Linked DNA regions of Homo sapiens: region 1 is linked to region 2. Evidence: chromatin loops called from intact Hi-C (ENCODE). Cell type or tissue: heart left ventricle. All regions are shown on one strand. Links, peaks and the distances in the headings refer to the core of each region. The heading gives the core; the rest is flanking DNA.

The links. A loop is a pair of places that touch in the nucleus more often than their neighbours do. Peaks named below come from ENCODE experiments on the same cell type or tissue, not always from the same donor. Only the 100,000 strongest peaks of a DNase experiment are listed, where the experiment ranks them.
Region 1: a loop joins it to region 2, with 6 times the contacts of the local background. A loop is called at or near these places in 1 of 110 quality-filtered maps.

The regions. Positions count from the first base shown.
Region 1 is chr7:31,071,713-31,079,266 of GRCh38, forward strand. It overlaps ADCYAP1R1 (ADCYAP receptor type I), which reads left to right. Exons shown (of 16, transcript NM_001118.5): 4 at 6,279-6,386. Among named protein-coding and RNA genes, the nearest start is that of ADCYAP1R1, 23 kb to the left of the region's middle. RefSeq lists an enhancer at 6,646-7,379. In heart left ventricle, for the core only: no CTCF peak of the experiment used is centred there; a DNase peak (open chromatin) is centred at 2,909; H3K27ac peaks cover 739 bases.
Region 2 is chr7:31,119,388-31,126,941 of GRCh38, forward strand. It overlaps the pseudogene LOC124901821. Among named protein-coding and RNA genes, the nearest start is that of ADCYAP1R1, 71 kb to the left of the region's middle. In heart left ventricle, for the core only: a CTCF peak has its summit at 3,398 (motif pointing left); no DNase peak of the experiment used is centred there.

The sequences.
Region 1 (7,554 bases), core at 1,207-5,206, 48 kb before region 2:
AGAAAAACCATCCATGTCCGTGGACTAAATAGTATCCCTGTGCTGCCTACTCCCTGCCCTCTTCTCCAGTTGCTACTTCTCTAGACTCTAGACTTTTTTCCAGCTGCCTACTTCGACAGCTGTCTCCTCTTGGCTCTTAGCACCATCTCAAACTGAACATACCCCAGACTAAGCTCTTGCTTTCCAACTTGCCTAATTCCCCCAACATCTGGTTCTCACCTGGCCCTTTCCACTGTGGTAAATGATCCATCCATCCATCCATCCATCCATCCATCCATCCATCCATCCAGCCACCCACCCACCCACCCACCCATCAATCTACTTGTTCATCCAGACGCTGAAGCCAGAAACCTGGGAGACATCCTTGGTACCTCTCTCCCCTGCACTGTGTTGGCCTCGACTCTGCAGCAGTAACAAATCAATCTTAAAATCTCAGAAACTTAGCACAGTAACATTTCTTGCGTGCATGTATCATAGGCCAGTGTGATCAGCAGAGGTAGGAGGTGGAGCTCAACTTCACACAGTCATTCAGGGATCCAGGTTTCTACCATCTTGGAACACTGCTACCCTTAACATGTGGCCTTCAAGGGTGGTCCAGAGAAGGAAGAAAGGCAGGCTGTGGAAGCTTATGAGGGACATTTTAGAGGTGGATTCTGCACTTCCACCCTCTCACCATTGGCGTGCCCTCAGTCATGTGATGTGGGTGAACACTAACCGTCTTTTGCAGACTTGCCAGCCAGGTCCAGCCAGTGTGTTGCCAAGCCCTGTCAGCTCTGCTCCCGACTCTGTCTGACACAGGACTCCTCTCCAACCCTGCTGCCATTGCTCCAAATCAAGCTTTTTCATCTCACCCCTAGACTATAGCCATGTCCTAACAGGCTTCCCCATGTCTGCATGTCTGCTATTGGACTATATGATCTTCCCCACACAACCAAATCCAAGTGTGACTCCTTGTCTTAAAGCCTCTCTGTGGTAGGTCGAATAATGCCCCCACCCCGGCCTGAGAGGCCCACGTCATCCTAATCCCTGAAACCTGTAATATGTTACTTTACATAACAAAAAGAACTTTGCAGAGGGAATTAAGGATCTTGAACTGAGAATTTTATCCTGGGTTATTTGGGTGGACACAGAATAATCACATGGGTCCTTATAAGTGAAAGATGGAAGCAGGAGAATCAGAGAAGAGAGACTTGAGGATGCAAAGCTGCTGGTTTCAAAGAGGGAGGAAGGGGCCATGGGCCCAGGAATGTGGGTGGCCTCTTAACTCTGGAAAAGGCAAGGAAATGGATTCTCCCCTAGAACCTCCAGATGAAATGCAACCCTGCTGACACCTTAATTTTAGCCCAGTGAGACCCATTTCAGACTTCTGACCTGCAGGAATATAAGATGATGAGTTGTGCCATTTTAAGACAGTAAGTTTGCTTACAAACTTACAGCAGCAGTAGGGAATGAGTACACCATCCAGTGTCATCTCTAAACATTGAGCATAAAAATCTAAAATTATTAACACAACCCACTGGACTAAGAGCTCTGTGAAGGCAGAGACTGGGCCCTTTCTATTCACTCTTGTATTGCTCTGCATTGTCTGACTCGGTATGTCTTGAATAAATGAGTAATTAAGAGAGAGAGGGAGAAGAAAGTGGGAAGAAAAAAAGATAAAAGGAGGAGGGGGAGAAGAATGACAAAAGGCATCTTGAAATCTTCCAGTCTCAACAAAATTTAGCTTTGTTGAGACTGGAGTGTGGAACATATGGGTCTGTAGAAGCTGGACGTACTGTGTGTGAGTGGAAGGAAAATCAGTTGCTGTTTTTAGTTAGAAAAACCCAAGGCTGTCTCAGGAGCCCAACTCCCATCCTCCCAAGCTCCAGGGAAAGGGGCCTGGAAGGATTCAGCTCCAATCCGCTGAGGCCAGAGCAATTTCCATTCAAAAGAGGAGAGGAGGTGGGAGCCTGCTGGGTCCTCCCATCTGTGCTAGGCTGGGAGGTGGTAACTGCAAGAGAAATGGGCACCAGGGCATTCTGGGGAGCCCCAGGGAGGCAGCTGTGAGTCTCTTGAGACCCCAGCAATGCAGGCTAGAGGGCTGGATGGAGGCCTTCAAGCTCTCGATAGGGTCAGGGACATTGTCTTTGGGTCCTGGGGTCCTGAGGTCTCATTCTAGGTTTCCCACCTGCCCTGGTACTATACGAATTGTCTTTAGGACTCTAGAGGGGGCTCAGGCTGGGGACATAAGGGTTACCAGGAGGGCTTTGAGAGCTGTGGAAGATGCATCCTGAGAGCTCCCAGGCCCCGGCCTGGGGTGGGGCACCTTAGCAGATGCCCTTTAGGCAGCTGTAGCTGCCCCAGCCATCCTCTGGGCACCAGTAGGTCCTGGGTGAATCTCTGTTCCAGATTTGAGCTCTGGTCACTCAAAGCTGGGAGCTCACAGAGACACTCAGTTGTCCCTGTGCACATAGGAAACGTGAATCATGGTGGAGGGGGCGGTGACTGTCCTGAGTCACAAGTGAGCCTGCGGCGGAAGGAAATCAGAACTCAAGTTTTGGGGCTTCCGGTGCTAATGCTGAGTAGAGACCTGCCGTTTCCCCTCACTCTATCCTCAAACATCAATTTCACAGCTTTGTCTTTTTCTCCACCACTGGCCCTGGTGCATAGATGGTCCCTGGCACAAGGTAGGCACTCAGTAAATAGTTGTTAGGAGAATGCATCCCCTGTCCTGCTGCCAACATGAGAGCCCCCTTCTCCCCTTGTGCCACCCGCCCGACCTCTGCAGCCCTCCTCGCCCTCAACACTCATGACCCTGCTCATTCGCTCTGAAGTGGCCCTGTGACCTCGGCAGTGTCAGCTGGCAGCAGCAGCTGGCTGTGCCTGAGCCTAATGTTCTCCATTAAGGGAACATCTGTTGGCTGGGGCATGGGCCAGACGCAGCCATGCTCCACGGCCGTTCCACGGTCAACATGGGCTGCTGTAGCCAAAGATGTGCTATTGGGTCTCTTTCAAGGACATGATGTCACAGCCAAGCACATGCTGGCTAGATGTCCTCTGCTAATGGTTACACAGGAATTATTGATGACTGGCCTACTGCTATTAGACCTGATACCCAGCTCCCCTCATCTGGCCTTTAATGTCTTTGCCTTCTTGGGTTATTCTTCTCAGAGCTTTCTATGGTACATCTGGTTCCCAAACTCTGTCTTTCCATGAGCAGGATGCTATGGGCCAATGTGACTGGGTGCGAACTCCAAAATAGCCGGGTGTGAATTCTGAGAGACAGGATTTTCTCCGTCTAAAAGCTGTGGATACCTTCTGGTCCAAATAGCACTCAAGCGTCACAGACCCCAACAGAGACTGTGAGCTCATGGCGCCTGCTCCAGGCCCCTCCTCTTCCCAGCACCTTCCCAGGGGTCCTCTGGACCTGTCAGCAGCCCTGCCCCAGGCCATCTCACCTTGCAGGTCCCTGCTTTACCTCCCTGCCTATGGAGGCCTCTCGGGGCAATGGTTCCCAGGGACACCTAACTGGGATAATGAAATTAATGATTCTGTCGGCAGTGAACAGGCATTGAATGAGCCTGGCTCTATTCTGAGAGCTTTGCACGTATGAACTCATTAATCCTCACAGCAGCCCTGTGAGGCGGGCACTGTCGGTCACCTACTGTCCCTGACATGGCACAGAAGCCCTCTCCATAGCCTTCCTTTATGATCCCCTAAAAGCTGCAGGCCTCTTTCCTGCAACTCTACTCTGCTGCCTGGCACTCCACACTCCTGCCTCCCCACCATCCTCTGCCACTCTCTCCTGCTCACATCACTACCTGTGCTTCCTCTGCCCACTCCATAAATATGGGTTCTCCAGGGTTCCTTCCTCCATGCTCTTCTCACTTTATGTCCCTTCTCAAAGTGAGCTGTCTCGTCCCATGGCCTCAATCACTACCCACAGGCTGGAAGGAAAAGTGAGTGGCAGGGCCGTAGGTAGGGTCGTAAATACCATGTTAAGGATTGAGGGTGCTAAGAGCCCAGAAAGCATGGGATTGTTGGTGGGGGGCTTGTGACATGGCCAGATATTCATTTTGAAAAGCTTCTGGTCATAGCTGTGTGGGGTTTGTGTACCTGTGGTCTCAGTGAGGGGTCCTGAGCCTCTTCACTGAGTAGGGTGAAGGGATAGAGAGTGGGGCATGGATTTCACAAGGTTTCAAGGTAAAACCAGCAAGGGCTTGATCAGGAGCACTAAAGGGAAGGAGCTGAAGTGGGGTGACTCCCAGGTTTCCAGCTGGGGCTGGAACAGGCAATCAGGTTTGGGCAGGAGATGCTGCACTGAGTCTTGGACTGCTGTGTTTGAATCATCTTTGGTTCTTCAAGGTGGGGGTGTCCAGCAGGCAACTAGCTGTGGGCTCTACCCTCACAGAGTGGGCAGGACAGAGTTGTCCACATGAAATTCTGTAACATCCATGAGCAGGGTGAGCTCATCCAAGGTGGGCAGGGTGGGCGGCCAAAGGCAGGACAGCTACCAGCACCTGCATTCGGTCAGGGCCGCTGGGCGGGACCCAGTAAGGGCTGAAATTGTTCCTTGGATTTGGCAGTGAAGAGGTCGCTGGTGACCTTGGTGAGAGGTGTTTCAGCATTGTGGGAGGACAGAGTCAGAGAAGCAGGGATGGAGCAGGAAGAGGTGGTGTCAGGCAGTGCGGGGAACTCTACAGAGGCTGGCAGGGCTAGAAGGAGAGGCAGGCACCCGGGAGAGGGGAGCCGCTGGGCCCCCTAGACCTGAAAATCTGGTCATAAAGCTTGACAGTTTCCTCTTCCTTGCAGCTCATGTCCAATGAGGCACCAAATCTTGGGGATTCCTCAACACCTCTCAGTTCGTCTGTCCCTTCCTCTCCATCAGTCTGGAGATGCTGTGGGGGGCCTCTGCAGCAATCCCGGCCTCCACCTCTTCTGGTTCCGGGTCCTTTCACAATTCTTGCTTGGCGCGTGCAGGCTTCTGCCTGGCTGGCTTTCCCCTCTTCTCCAGCTGATGAATTTGTGTCCCCTGCTGGGCCTGCCTTGGGAGTAGGTGGGGGGAGTGGAGCAGCAGCCTTAGACCAGCCTGTTCCTGCCCCTCCCCTTAGGGCGGATGGGGGGCCCTGCTGAGGGGGTGGATCTGAAGTGGGACCCTCAGTGGTGGCTGAGGAGGGGCTAGGGTGGGCATGTGGGAGAGGCTGCTGCAGAGACCCCTGCATCTCAGCATCTCATTCCTAGGGATCCAGCCCTGGCCTGCTGTGTCTCCCCTCCCCACACACCTGTGATGTTGTGCAGCTGTGGGGCTGCGGGTCTTCGGGGGTGTGGGGCGGTGTAAAAACAGGTGAGGGCTCCCTCCTTCCCGACCCAGGAGCTCCTGAAGTGCCTTGCGTCTCCATTCCTGTTTGAGGGATATTACCGGTGCAGGGCTGAGCCCTCCCTCAGACTGTAGGCCTTGCCTTTCCTCTCCTAAACCACTCCCGGCCCCCTGCAAGGGCCTGGCTTGTAAGCCGTGGAGCACACCTCAGTGTGTGTATATATAAGTGTGGGTGTGTGTGTACATGTGTGATGTGTGTGTGGGTGTGGTGCATGTGTGCACATTCATGTGTGATGTGTGTGGTATGTGCTTACATGTGTATGGTGTGTGTGATGTGAGTGGTGTGTGTGTGATGTGTATGTGTCTGGTGTGAGTGGTGTGTATGTGATGTGTGTGGTGTGTGTGTGATGTGTGTGTGGTGTATATGTGTGATTGTGTGTGGTGTGTGTGGTGCATGTGTGTGGTGTGTGTAGTGTGTGTGTGTGTAGTGTATGTGGTATATGTGGTGTGTGTGTGATCTGTTTGTGGTGTGTGTAATGTGTGTGTGGTGCATGTGTGATGTGTGTGTGTTGTATGTGTGTGTGATGTGTGTGTTGTGTGAATGTGTGTGTGTAGTGTGTATGATATATGTGTGTGGTGTGTGTGATGTGTGTGTGGTGTATGTGTGAGTGGTGTGTGGTGTGTGTGGTGTGTGTGATGTGTGTGTAATGTGTGTGTGGTGTATGTGTGATGTATGTTGCTGTGTGGTGTCTGTGATGTATGTGTAGTGTGTGTGTGTGATGTGTGCGGTGTCTGTTGTGTGGTGTGTGTGTGATGTGTGTTTGTTGGTGTTGTGTGTGTGTTGTGTGTGTAGCATGTATGTTGCTGTGTGTGGTGTCTGTGGTGTGTGTGGTGTGTATGTTGGTGTGTGTGATGTGTGTGGTGGTGTGTGTGTATGGGTGTGTGTGGCTGGCCCCTCTCACCATGGCTGTCTTACCCACAGGCTGTCCTGGGATGTGGGACAACATCACGTGTTGGAAGCCCGCCCATGTGGGTGAGATGGTCCTGGTCAGCTGCCCTGAGCTCTTCCGAATCTTCAACCCAGACCAAGGTGGGTTTAGCCCAGTCTCTTTAGGCCACGCTGGCCTAGCCTGCTCCCCAAATTCGGCCCCAGGCAAGCACCAAGGACAGGGAGGCCACCCTGTGGGCAGACAGTCCCTGCTCCTGAGCTCACATGTGGTGTGGGGGATGAAACCACAGACACTTGCACACACGGGGACACAGGTACACATGGGAACCATCGTTGTGGATGAAAGCAAGGCTGTGCCCTCACGCGTGGGATCCATGCCAGCTGTCACTCACCCTCCAGCCCAGGTCCCTGTCTGTCAGCTGGGTATGTGGCCCGGTGGCCCCCTCCCAGGGTGCTTCTGTGAGGGTAATGTGAAGCGATGCTGTGGACGCCACTTAGCACAGGACTTGGCGCGCTTTGAACGTGCAGTAGTAAATGTTAGCTGGGATAATTGTCACCATCCTCCCACAGCCACAGATCCTCAGCGCCCAGTGGGAGGCATGGAGAGAGACGCACATGTAGACACCCCCCTCAGGCAGAATGAGACGCGTGGGGAAGGCAGCTGGACACAAGACACCCACGTCCACATGCAGAGCCACTTAGACGCAGGCACAAGGCCCGTTGGGGCTGGCGCACACTCACGTTTGCTCAGCAGAGCATTTTCTGGGCCCTAGCTGCCCTCAGGCAGTTACACGGGCTCAAGATGGGAGGAGCTGGACCTTGGGCTACCTGGGGAGAGGGTGCCACACACGGGGAGCAGTGCCACAGTGCTGTCGGTGACTTGTGGACGTGGGCTTGGAGGCGCGGGTGTGCGATGGCGCCTCCCTGAGAGGGAAGGCTGGGTGGGTGCGGTGTCCTGCAGACCTGGGTTTGGGGCATATCTGTGTTTGAGGTCTCTGAGGGCCACTGAAGTGCTGTGGAGATATCCAGGGGCCACCAAAACGATAGAGCAGCCCGTGAGTGGGCAGAGTGGCTGAGCTTTGTGCACAGGTGGGATGTAGGGTGAGGGCAGGGGAGAGAAGGCGATGCTCTACCCACAGGCAGAAGCCCTGGTAGCCCCATCTCCATTGCAGGGGGTGTCTGAGGGAAAGGGGTAGCTGTAGATGACTTCTTTGGATATGGGTCCCTTGGGCTCTTCCAGAACGGTTCCTGCCTTTCGGCTGGGACCTGTGAACTCCTCCATGGGCCTTCTACCCCATCCCTGTGAGTG
Region 2 (7,554 bases), core at 1,589-5,588:
GTCACCAGCCAGGCCATCAAGATCATAGTAGCGCTGATGCCATTATCATCACAGGGTCCTGGTCATTCTTGCAAGCATCTGTCTCTGTGCAGCAGAGTTGGGGCTGCCACAACAGACTGGTCAGCCTTCTCATCGCATATTCATGAGAACATATTCATAGGGATCAAGCTCACTTTCTGCCATGATTATCCAGCTTGATTTTACTTGACTGTTTAAATACTTCTGGAGGCTGGGAAGTCCAGGATCAGGGAACTGGCAGATCTGGTGTCTGAAGAGGACTTGCTGTCTGGTTCATAGATGGTGCCTTCTCACCGTGTCCTCATAGAGTGGAAGGGGCTGTCTTTTTTATATTTTAGATATATCTTCTCTATGTAACATATTGATGAAAAATTTATTTTAATCCCAACTGATAGCCTGTGTTTAGATGGGCATAATTAGTCTATGGTTATTCACTGCGACTGAGGACATTTTGAGCTTATTTCATGACCTTACAGTCTATACGCCATGCCTTTGTTTCACCCCCTACCTGCTCATCTGCTCTCTCTTTTTTTTTTTTTTTGCCTTCCATTGCATTATCTTATTTCCCTTCCCTTTCTTTTACTGATATGGCAAATATACATTCTATTCTAATTGTGTTGTTTACATTTACAATTTTAACAAAATACCTAATTTTATGTTTTTCCATAAAACTTGAAAGTTGATCATCCTTCTTTCCTTCTCCAAAACAAGATACATACTTAAGCATGTGTAACTTTCTCCAAGATTTACATTTGCAGAATCTGTTATTGTTGTCTACTCTTTTAGACATACCTTATTTAAAATCCTAAATATAGTTCCTACAATTGTTTGTAGTTTGAGCTTATTGAGCTCTATCAATATACTTCTTTGCTTAAAATATTTGATTTCCAATCTTTCCTTCTTGTTGAAGTTAATCTTTTGAAGTAGTTCTGTGTAGGGGAGAGCACTCAGTCTTTATAAGATTGAGTTCAGAAAGTGGCTGTGTATTTTAGTTGGGCAGTTATTTTCTTTCAACACTTTTATACTGTGATTGCTACTGACATTTATTGTTTTTGAAGATAAAAATAGCCTGACACTTTTTTTCATTCTTTGGTTGCCTTTAAGCTTGGTCTTTATTATTGATGTACAGTTTCATTCTTACCCTGTTTGGCACATGTTATACTTTTGCCAGTCTGTTAATTCAAGTCTTTAGTTCTGGAAAATTCTTTACCAGAATATATTTGAACGATGCCAGTTGACAACAGAAATCCAGAGTGTGGATGTAGGAGGAAAGCCAGGGGAGTGTAGTGACAGGGAAGCCAAGAAAGGGTTTCTAGGAGAGGACAGTCATCTGGATCAAATGCTGCTAATGGTCTATGAAGAGTGGAATAGAAACCAGCAACTGGCTGAGAGGAAGGTGGCTGGGTCATCTCTTGCCCCAGGCTTGAGAGGGGAAGGCTTGAGGGCCTCCATCCTTGGCTTTGACTGGGCACCCCCAGGACTGTCTACAGCCCCATCCCTGTTTGGAACCTGACACTCAGCTTGGAGGAGAGGTCTGCATGCCCTGTAGCCTGTGTGAGACCCAGGCTGCACTGAGCCTCTTGGCAACACCAGGCCTGAGTTTGGGTCTGGCCCACAGGACAATGTTATAAAAAACAGAGTAGCTTTCCCCAGGAGGATCCGGGATTCATTCTGGCTCCCCAGGGCTTCTAGACCTAGAAGTCATCTGAAGTGGTGAGTCGGGGAGCTGGTTGGTCCTTTTGCAGTCCTCATTTATCTTTGCAGTTAGGGGCAGGCTTCACACCTTCAGGAACCAAGGGGCTACTCTCACCAAAGCCCAGACCTCATCCCAGCCTGCCCCATGGCTCCAGAGCTGGCTGAGAACCAGGCAGCGGAAATGACTGGGTGGGGAAGAGCTGGCAGCTGGCTCAGAGCTGGATAGCTTAGTTGGGAGTCTTCTGTTGCCCCTAGAATCCACTGGGACTGGCCCCAGGGTTGGTAGAAGCCATGGAGAGTTCTCCCATGAAAGCCCAATCCTCATCCTCATCCTCACTTCCTGGGAAAGGAGTAGGCAGGTTCCAGGCCTCACACTTAGGCCCTGGAAATGATGTAGTGGCAATGGAAAGGCCCCTCCCTGGGAAAGGGACCTGGCAGTTTGCAGTCCTTATTTGCTCCCAAGAAAGAATTTTGCTGGAAAGGAGTCCTCCCACCAGAGTGAAAGGGATACAGAGGAAAGGATTAGGTTGCGAAGGGCATGATTTATATCTTTGGGGGGAAATTTAAGGAAACACTGCTCTCTGTCGCCCACTCAAGCAATCAAAATATCAGACCCAGCCCTGGTCCTCAGAATGTCCCCATCTTCAGCTTTGACTGGCCCCCCAATGACTGGCTAGAGCCCCATCCCTGATTGGAACCACACACTCAGCTCTGAGGAGAGGTTTGCCTGCCCTGTGGCCTATGGGAGACCCAGGCTGCACTGAGCTTCTCAGCAACACCAGGCCTGAGATTGGGCCCAGCCCATGGGGCAGTGTGAAAGGAAAAGAAATCTCAGGATCAAATCAGTAGGCCAAAGAGAAAAGTGAAGTTGGGAACTGGGGGCAAACCTGTCTCTCATTTTATTGCTAAATGAGATAGCTACAAAGATTAAAAAAAAAAATCCTCCCTCCCTCCCTCGCTCACAATTTGCCCACTGGGAAATTCCTTCTGGGACCCAGTGTCTCAACCCTGAAACAGTTCTGTTGAATTTCACCCCGACAAAGTACACTGATAGCTTCTCTTCATAGGTACGGGACAAAGAACAGGACTCAAAGCCATCCCTCGGCTCCCCTGAGACAAATGCATATCTGATTGCTTCCTCTGCCCTATGTTTATTTTATCTTAGGTAAAAGTGCAGATCCACTGAGCTAGATGAATTCATAAGTGACTGTTCCTCTACCCCTTCTGGCATAGAGAAAAGCTGATCAAACTCAAAAGAATGCGACTGTTTGCCTCTTATGAACTCACACCTTTTAAAAATGTCTTCCTCTTCCCCCAGTAGCTACCCTTTCCCCTCTAAGTATTGAAGTCCTCAAAATCATCTTTGGAGAAAGGCACAGACCTGTCTCTCGGGCATGAATCCTTAACCTTGACAAAATAAACTTCTAAATTGAGACCTGTTGCAGGCACCTTTTGGTTTACAGTAGCAAACCTGGAAGCACAGAAAGGCAGATCCCAAGCAGAGGAACACTTACAGCGGGCCGTGACCCAACCACAGTCACTTAGCCTGAGTGGCGGGTGAGGCAGCAGACAACAGAATATGTCTGGAACTCAGAGCCACTCCTCCCCCAGCCAAGCTGCCCCTCAACAAGTTCCCCATCTTGGCTTCTTAGGGCAAAATTCAGCGTCTGGGTGTGCACTGCCCTCTTCTGGTCATTTGGTTGGTAACACGAGCAGCCAAGAGCTCCCCTTTGGAAATAGCAGGAGCTCTTTCCAGTTCCGATTTTTCTGCCAACCAGGCTTGTTTCCACACAATGACTCATAAGTGAGATAATGAAGGGCAAGAACAAGTTAAAATATTTACTATAATTTACATTTGGAGGAAAAACTTTAGTCTTACATTGCCTGTAGAAAGAATGTGTCCTACAGAGGATTTTGCAGTGGTTTAACCCTTTATATTTTTTTGATAAAGCACACATTTACTTTTTTTTTTCTGATCATACAGAAAACTTATTTATTGAGACCACATAAATATAAGAAGCATGGCTTTGGTGTCATTTAGAAAGTGAACATGTGTCTAAGAATTTTCACACTAGATTGTAAACACTAACATAACTGATCTATCCATCTTTGGATTTTCATTGAGATATTTACTAAGTCCATCATCCGATGCTTTTGAGGACATGAAAGTTAAAGAGATAAGAATCTTGATCTCAAGAAGCTTTATTATTTTTAAGAATGTTAATAAAGACTCTAAAAAGAAGGCAAACAGGGAAATGCATCCTCCCCAAAGCTGCTAGTGCCAGGACTAGGCGCCTTCCCCAGTCCAGCGGCTGCAGGTTGGGTTGCTAAGAGCTTACCCTGCCCTCTTCTGCAGACAATTGCTGGCAGATTTCTGAGGGGTAAGACTACCCCCTTCACCTTTCTCATCCAGGGTGGCCGGTAGCCAGTGACTGAGGGATGTAGGGGTAACCGCCCAGCCGCCTTGCCTCTGGTTGGGACCACCTCTGTGGTTGACATCAGTGGCTCCTGCTGGATCAGCATGAGGCTGATTCTGCTGAGGTCTGGCTCCTTCCTCCACCCATCCCCGCTTCCTCACTGCCCTTCAGTGTCTCCCCATGCACTCCTTCTGTAAGATCCCTGCTCAAGGATCTCTACTTCAGGCTCTACTGCTACAGAATCTAGACAAAAACATGTGCCATCAACAAGGCCCAGAAAAGATAAGGTCCAGTTTCAGGATTAGGGAAAACTTGCCTTGAAGGTCAGGTTAGATCTAGGCATGGAAGAACTGTTCATCTAGCCTACTGACACTTATTGACTGAGTGCCTTCAATGAGCTGGGCACTCTTCCAGGCCTTGGGGCATAGCAGCAGATATGACAATCTTGTTATCGCTGGCACAATAATTCTAGCAGAGAGGGAAAGAAACAGGAAACAAATAATGGAGAATAAGATGAATTCAGTTAAGTTCTTTTTTTTTTTTTTTGGAGACGGGGTCTTACTCTGTCTCCCAGGCTGAAGTGCAGGGACTGGACCACAGCTCACTGCAGCCTTGACCTCCTGGGCTCAATTGATCCTCCCACCACCTCCTGGGTAGCTGGGATACAGGTGTGCACCACACCACACCTGGCTAATTTTTTTGTTTTTTTTTTTTTTTTTTTTTTAGAAATGGGGTTTCTCCATATTGCCTAGCCTGGTCTTGAACTCCTGGGCTCAAGCGATCCACCCACCTCAGCCTACCAAAGTGCTGGGATCACAGATGTGGCCACCGTACCTAGACAACTTATGTTCAATAGTGAAAATAAAATATGGCAACCAGATACTGTCACCAGATCCATTTTCCTACAATTCTCCAAAAATTTACCCTTGAGAAATTAGGTGATTCATTTATCTAGTTATAACAATTGGAACCTTTCTCCTGTCATAATTCTTCATCTCTGATGGTACTGGCTCAGTCAACGTCAACTTCCATTGAGTTCCTGCTGAGGATACTCACTTTAAATCATGGCATTGACACCAAACTTATTCTATAGTCTGTATTTGGGGTCTGGCACAGTGGCTCACACCTGTAATCTCAGCACTTTGGGAGGCCCCAGCAGGAGGAGCCCTTGAGCTCAGGAGTTTGAGACCAACTTGGGCAACATAGTGAGACTTCGTCTTTACTAAAAATAAAAAAAAAAATTAGACAGGGGTGGTGGTGCATGCCTGTGGTCCCAGCTACTTGGGAGGCTGAGGTGGGAGGATCACTTGAACCTGGGAGACGGAGGCTGCAGTGAGCTGAGATCGCACCACTGCACTCCAGCCTAAGTGACAGAGTAAGAGTCTGTCTCAAAAACAAAACAAAATGAAACAAAGCAAAGCAAAATAAAACAAAAAACAAAACCCAAAATAAACCAAAGTCTGTAGTTGGGATCTTGAAACATTCTCTGGGCTTTCCATGTAACATTACAAGCACTGAAGCATGTTGTTTGGGTTCTGGACTCACCGCAGAGAGGCAGCCTTCTAAAGCAGCGGTTCCCAATCTTTTTGGCATCAGGGACTGGTTTCATGGAAGACAATTTTTCCAGGGACTGGGTGGCAGGAGGATGGTTTTGGGATGAAACTGTTCCACCTCAGATCATCAGGCATTAGATTCTTGTAAGGAGAATGCACCTAGATCCCTCCCTGTGCAGTTTACAATAGGCTTGAGCTCCTGTGAGAATCAAATGCAACTGCTGATCTGACAAGAAGCGGAGCTCAGGCGGTAATGCTTGCTCATCTGCCACTCCCTCCTGCTGCGCAGCCCAGGTCCTCTGGTCTAAAGGAAGGCAGCCAATACCTGTGACTACCCAAGAGATGCCCCTGGGACAAAGGAACTGTGCCTTTGAGAGAGCCCAGGGTTGACGCATCCTGCATAGCTGCTCTCTTGATTCCATTCTCCATGCCAATGTCCTGCAGCCACACTGTCCTTTGATCCCATAAGCCTTCCTAAGGCCTACAGCCTCAGGAGAGAAAATGTCCTTTTTTTTTTGACCTATAAGCCTGGTGGCAGGCATGTATTTTATTCATCTTCCTATGCCTCATGGGCACAGCAAAATCCCATTACACAGGAGTTAACCAGTGAAGTTGGTGGAAATAAGTGAACTTCAGGGTCCTCCATAATGCCCACTTGCCCTTTTCCTTCTTAGGATCCCAATAGCCAGGCCAGAATCCTGTCTCTATTAAACAAGCCTCTAGCTTTCCAGCCAGTGTGCCTTGGCTCAGCCTGTTCTCCCGCTCAGAGGCTGCCTGGTAGAACAGAAAGGAACCCCAAAGTGTGTAACTTAGGGCAAATGGCTTCTCCATAGAAATCTTGCATACAGTGTCCAGCTCCTGTCAGTATACAGTAGGTGTTCAAGATACTTCATTCTCTAGCTTTCCACATTACAACAGACCAAATGTTTGCGGCCCCCTCCCCACCCAAATTCGTATGTTGAAACTTAACCGCCGTTGGATGGTATTAGGAGGTGGGGCCTTTGGGAGGCAATTAGATCATGAGGGTGGAGACCTCATTAATAGAATCAGTGCCATTATAAGAGAGATCCGAAAGAGCTCCCTTCCTCCTTCTTGCCATGTGAGGACACAGAGAGAAGACGGCCATGGATGAGCCAGGAAGTGGGTCCCCACCAGACACCTTGATCTTGGACCTCTGCAGGCACCTTGATCTTGGGCTTCTCAGTTTCCAGAACTATAAGTGAAATTCTGTTGCTTATAAGCCACCTGTTCTCTGGTATTCTTTAAAGCACCCTGAATGATATCCATCTTCCACCCAGTAGACTTTTTTATTTTACTTTTAAGTTCTAGGATACATGTGCACAACCTGCAGGTTTGTTACATATGTATACATGTGCCGTGTTGGTGTGCTGCACCCATTAACTCGTCATTTATGTTAGGTATATCTCCTAATGCTATCCCTCCCCCACTCCCCCAACCCCACCACAGGCCCCGGTGTGTGATGTTCCCCACCCTGTGTCCAGGTGTTCTCATTGTTCAATTCCCCCCTATGAGTGAGAACATGCGGTGTTTGGTTTTCTGTCCTTGCGATAGTTTGCTCAGAATGATGGTTTCCAGCTTCATCCGTGTCCCTACAAAGGACATGAACTCATCCTTTTTTATAGCTGCATAGTATTCCATGGTGTATATGTGCCACATTTTCTTAATCCAGTCTGTCATTGATGGCCACCCAGTCCACTTTTGAAAAGTCTTCCTCTGTTCCCATAACCTAGCAGCCCACCTTGCAAATCTCACCTCCTCCAAAAAGGCTCCTATGATGACTCTGATGCAGACTCACCTTAGATTCGAAGTTATTTTTCTCTAATTTGTGTGGGATAGGATCTTCCTAATGT